2 separate regions of the Homo sapiens genome follow, and region 1 is linked to region 2. The links are chromatin loops, found by intact Hi-C in ENCODE. Cell type or tissue: PC-3. All regions are shown on one strand. Each heading gives the region's core, and the rest is flanking DNA. Links, peaks and the distances in the headings are about the cores only. Region 1 has its middle 270 kb from the start of LINC01958. Region 2 has its middle 74 kb from the start of GALNT5.

Region 1 (2,927 bases), core at 122-2,621, 250 kb after region 2:
ACTCTTGTTGCCCAGGCTAGAATATAATGGTGTGATCTCAGCTCACCACAACATCTGCCTCCCGGGTTCAAGGGATTCTCCTGCCTCAGCCTCCCAAGTAGCTGGGATTACAGGCGCCTACCACCATGCCCAGCAAATTTTTTATTTTTAGTAGAGACAGGGTTTCACCATGTTGGCCAGGCTGGTCTCGAACTCCTGACCTCAAGTGATCCGCCCACCTCGGCCTCCCAAAGTGCTGGGATTACAGGCATGAGCCACCATGCCTGGCCTATCCCAATCTTTAGATTTTCACATATTTGTCTTAATCTTCCACAAGCTCCAGCTCATGTGTGACATGGTCAAGTAAACCCTCCTATGGGCCCCAATTCACACTCACTCTGTGCAGACTGGTCTTTTTCACTGAACAATGGCCTATCACTACTTGCCAATCTCGTTTCACCTCTCCCCACAGAATCTTTTCAGGCAAGCTTCACAGCACATGCTCTCATCCTTAAACCTTGAAGCCTTGAGAATTATACTGCATATACAACTTACTGTACACACTGGTCCATGCATGTAGAGTATTTTACCAAATTAGTCTCACTATGTATATTACATATTTTTAAGAGTTTCATTTTACATTTTATTCTGTAATATCATGTTATACTTTTCTCTTTCCTTTGTGAATTTCTTCTGTGCATAGTATTTTCTTTATTATTAAACTATTAAATGACTGAGAAAATATCTAACCCTAGCTCTTTTCTTCAGGCAAAATTGAACAAATCCAGCCTAAGTACTTTAAAAATTTACATTTAAAAGATCTAAAAATAATTCCAATATTATCATTATTAAACTACTTCAATATTTAACAACTTTCATTTCCTATAGTTTATTTACTAACATTTATATCTATATGTGCAAATATATGTATGTGTATATATCTGAAACCAGTTCATTTAAATAGCCAAATGTGTGTTTCATTATACCTTATATTCATGAAATATTTTTTATTACCTTCCTTTACAATAAAATAGTTGCCAGACTCCATGAATGATGTACAGTATCTGAATCGGTAGCACTTAGCAATTAGGTACTTAGCAATGCTAATGTCAGATGCCAGACAAACTGGATGTCAAACAAAGACTCGCTTGACTTCACATTTGGTATGCTCTGCAAAGCTGGCTATGGTTTCATATTTCAGAACACAATAGGAAAGTAATGTTTAAAACCTGGCAGAGTGACTTTGGGTATGATACATAGAAAAGAGGAATTCACGCACCTGGCATTTGAGTCAGAAGTTTGGAAGACAGAATATTTCTTAGCAACTAACCTTGTAAAATCGGTACTCACTTAGCTTTTACGTTTTCTCTCTTGTTGAAATGTGCAAATGTGTATATTAAAAGCCTGGCATCATAAAAAAAAGTTCGTAATAAAAAAGTTTGATTTTCACCAATTTAGTTGTTTGTGAATCACATTCAGCAATTTACCATATACTTTGATTAAGGCTTAAGTATCTCTGATACTGTATTTCTCATTTCAAGCATTTCACCTGTCTTTTTTTATAGTTTCCAGCTCCTTCAAAATTTGTTTATCTTTCCATGCATGTGCCCCCTTTTCTACTAAATTTCTTAACATATTAACATAGACAGTTTCCAACAACTGGACCATCTGTGGGTCTGGTTTTACTTTCTTAACATAAGGTATTTTTCTTGTGCTCTCTCTCTCTCTCTCTCTGTCTCTCTCTCCGTGTGTGTGTGTCTGATAATTTTTAATTCAATGTCAGATATTGTATATTTTTAAAAGTTGAGACCAAGGTAAATAATATTTATGAATGGAAACAAGCATGGCTCTTCCGTCAAGCCATGCATTTACACTTAGTGTATCTCTAGATACCACCTAGGAGAAAAGTTGGAGTTGAAGAAAATTGGTGAACTGAGCAGGTATTGTAAATTTGATGTGCTCAACCATACTGCGCATGTTTGTTCTAAGGAGCTGGTTTCTCACACCCTCTGAAAACCCCACCTCTGGTTATTGAGCACTACAACTGTTTAAACAATTTCTTAAACTGTTTAAAACAGTTTCTGGAATGTGCATATTTTAGAGAATGAATTACTTTATGAATCCAACACCATCTACTTTTTGTCTTTAGAAATTTGCTGTAATTTTTAGTTCACCAAAGACAACTTTCTTGTTATTCCTCCATGGATGTTTATTTATTTCTTTAGTGTTTCTAGTAATTTGTCAGAAGAAGGGAGTCTTGTATATTGAGAGGTTTTTTTTCATCAACTAATTCTCCAATAATCTGACACTAACTGGGTATCCTAGAATTCAATTCAATTTTGACACTAACTACCAGGAGTTAATGTCAGAATCCAATTTCAAGTGCTCAGCCCCACAAAACTGCCTTCACTTCAGACACCAGTTACAAGTATGGGTCCCCAGGTTACCCATGTTACTGGAATGGGGTCCCGATCCAGACCCCAAGAGAGGGTTCTTGGATCTCATGCAAGAAAGAATTTGAGATGAGTCCATAGAGTAAAGTGAAAGCAAGTTTATTAAGAAAGTAAAGGAAGAATGGCTCCTCCATAGGTATAGCCCCACCAAGGGCTGCTGGTTACCCATTTTTATGGTTATTTCTGAATTATTTTTTAAACAAGAGGTGGATTATTCATGTCTCCCCGTTTTAGACCATATAGGGTAACTTCCTGACATTGCCATGGCATTTGTAAGCTGTCATGGCGCTGGTGGGAGCATAGCAGTGAGGACGACCAGAGGTCACTTTTATCACCATCTTGGTTTTGGTGTGTTTGGGTTCGTTTCTTTACTGCAGCCAGTTTTATCAGCAAGGTCCTTATGACCTGTATCTTGTGCCAACCTCCTATCTCATCTTGTGACTAAGAATGCCTTAGCTTACTGGGAATGCTGCTCAGCAGGTCTTAGCCTTATTT
Region 2 (2,927 bases), core at 310-2,809:
TTGTTGAGCATTCTGAGCAAGTGATACCTTGGCAAGTGCTCCAGAGATTTAGTGGTTGGGGAAATTGCTGTGAGATGAAGTGGATAGAGGGAATACTCATAGTAGAAATAGAACCTGAGATGTTTTGCATGGATAAGGAGAAACAGCAAGGACACCACAGACTAGGAACAAAAAAATCACACAAGTAAATGTGTAAAGATGGTCAAGGGTAGAACATACAAGACCAAATTGGAAGAGTCAGCTTGGAAGGTTTGATAGAAACCAGAATATATTTGGTGTCTTAAATGCCAAGATGGTAATCTAACTTTTTGTTTGTTTGTTTGGAAATGGAGAGCTGGAGAGGATTCCCAGCAGAGCAGCAGCATGATGAAATTGTGCTTTAAAGTAGCATGATTCTTGGTCCTTAAGGTACAAACAAGGAACAAGACTAAAGAATTGTTGGAGGTCGGGTGCAGTGGCTAATGCCTGTAATCCCAGCACTTTGGGAGGCAGAGGCGGGTGGATCACTGGAGGTCAGGCTGCTGTCGCCACCCAGCTCTAGTCTATTCTAGGTGGAAAACGAGAAACAAGGGTGGAAACAACACGTATTTCCTGTGTGTGTGTGTATGTACATGTGTGTGGAGGTGGATCACTAGAGACCAGCCTGGCCAACATGGTGAAACCCCGTCTCCACTAAAAATACAAAAAAAAAAAAAAAAAAAAAAAAAAATTAGCCGGTCATGGTGATGCACGCCTGTAATCCCAGCTACTCGGGAGGCTGAGGCAAGAGAATTGCTTGAATCCAGGAGGTGGAGTGAGTGAGCTGAAATCGTGCCACTGCACTCCAGCCTGGGAGACAGAGCAAGTCTCAAAAAAAAAAAAAAAAAAAAGAATTGTTGGAGAATGTGTATAAGTATCACCTAGAATAATTAAAGCAGTGGCTAAGAACAACAGCTCAAGAGTCAGACTATACAGGTATGAATTCTGGTAGCTCTACTTAGTAGTTGTGACCTTAGATAAATCAGTTAACTTCTCAGTGCCTCCTTTTCCTCAGCTATACATTATAGATATTGACAGGGATTCCCTCATGTCTTTGTAAATGAGCCGAGATGCATAGGATTTTTAGAACAGTGCACAGTAAAATTTTAATAAATATTAGCTATTTTTATTATTAAAGAACAGTGCTAACTAGCTATCATGCAGAGATTATCGATCAGATTTCTATACCACCTCTAAAATGGAAGTAATGCCGACTCCTACATTGCAGACATGCTCTCACGATAAAATGAGAAAATTGCTCTAAAAGTCCCTGGCACAGAGCAGGCAGGGGTAATAATTAATTAGTTGATCCATGGCCTCAACCCCAGGCCACAATTTAAATTTAATCTCTTAGTTCAGATGGGTTTGTTTGGTAAGATGGAAGGAGGAATCCCTGTAGTCTCTGGACTCAGAAGACAGACTCAGACTGACACCTTATTTGGGTTTCCTGTAGAATGACGAAGACACAAAGACATGAGGAAAAGTCTTTGTTTGGGGAAACTTGATACTTTTCTGTTATTGCCAAAACAAACTCATTTGGACAAATAAAAATTGATTTGGAAATTTTAAAATAAAAATTGCAAACCAAACAGGATGTAGCCTGGTTAGGGAGGAAATGATTCACTGGATTAACGTAATCAAACAGCTCTATTTGTACAAGACTTAAACAATCACTAAGTTCTATCTTCAACACTTAATGCTGCTGTGGCCACCCAGCTCTAGTCTATTCTAGGTGGAAAATGAGAAACAAGGGTGGAAACAACACGTATTTCCTGTGTGTGTGTGTGTATGTGCATGTGTGTGCATTTGCATGCATGCACACACATATACTTAATGCCTTTGCTGGCTATCAACTTTTCTTACAACTGTGTGCTTCCAAATGATTTTTAAATTTCAATGTGTTTTTGGCAGAGGATAGATTTCCTTTCCATGAATATAAGGTAGTGAGAGCAAAGGCACTAAGTAGAAACAGTCTGAAAGTCAAAGGAATACTGTTAAAGATCCCTCTCCTTTTCCTTTTCCTGTAAAAGATAGGGTAGGAAGTGGCATGTGGCTAGAGGATTTACAGCCACATGATGGAGGACGGGAGAGCTGTCACCTGCTTTGCTACGCAGGGTGCCCAGCTTAACCCATCTTTCTTTGGCAACTGTGCCCCAGTGAGAAAAGCTAGCAGTCCATATGTTGAGTAGGCACCATGCCATTTTGACAGGCGTGAGTGTCGGCAAGAAAGGGACCATGTATGAGCATCAAATGTGTTTGTTGTGGGAAGGATTCTAGGCCAGGAATATTAAAATAACTGTCTGTCCTTAGCTCTAGCACATATGGTTAAGGAGATATGCTATGATGACTCACATTAACGTTGGAAAAAATATATATAGAATACGCAACCATGCTAAGTAAGTTTCTGATGTTGATAAATTGGGCCTGTAATCTTCACAAAGAAAGGTTGTAGAGAAACATACATAGCAATAATAGACTCTCTTTTATGTATTAAATAGAATTTACTAAAGACTAAATTCATACACTATTATAGTTCTCCTGAACTGGTGAACAAATTGGAGGATCCTATTAGATTTTTGCTGAGAGGTCCTCAGGTATTTCCTAACACTATTTGAAAAGTAAATGGGATAAAATGGGTTCATTTAATATTTCAATTCCAAAGAAATTAAATTAATGTTAGCAATGTTAGTTCAACTATTTTTCTGCTACAGGGACCATTTGTTTTAAAATCATTAAAGGATTTTAAATGACACTGTCCTGACATTTGGTGTGATTAAATTAAGGGAATTAGTATAAAGACATTTTGTCTCTCCTTAGCTTTCTAAATGAATAGTACATCTTCCTAAGTAGTAAAAAGGAATTACTGACCTATTTCTGTATTTATATTGACTTGCATATGTGTTTGTTGA

Evidence for each region. Hi-C counts contacts between places; a loop is a spot of excess contacts. Peaks named below come from ENCODE experiments on the same cell type or tissue, not always from the same donor. Only the 100,000 strongest peaks of a DNase experiment are listed, where the experiment ranks them.
Region 1: a loop joins it to region 2, with 14 times the contacts of the local background. A loop is called at or near these places in 1 of 110 quality-filtered maps.

Annotation. Positions count from the first base shown.
Region 1 is chr2:156,934,054-156,936,980 of GRCh38, reverse strand. No RefSeq gene overlaps it. Among named protein-coding and RNA genes, the nearest start is that of LINC01958, 270 kb to the right of the region's middle. In PC-3, for the core only: no CTCF peak of the experiment used is centred there; a DNase peak (open chromatin) is centred at 1,170; H3K4me3 peaks cover 476 bases; H3K27ac peaks cover 1,305 bases.
Region 2 is chr2:157,181,764-157,184,690 of GRCh38, reverse strand. No RefSeq gene overlaps it. Among named protein-coding and RNA genes, the nearest start is that of GALNT5, 74 kb to the left of the region's middle. In PC-3, for the core only: no CTCF peak of the experiment used is centred there; a DNase peak (open chromatin) is centred at 1,540; H3K27ac peaks cover 1,399 bases.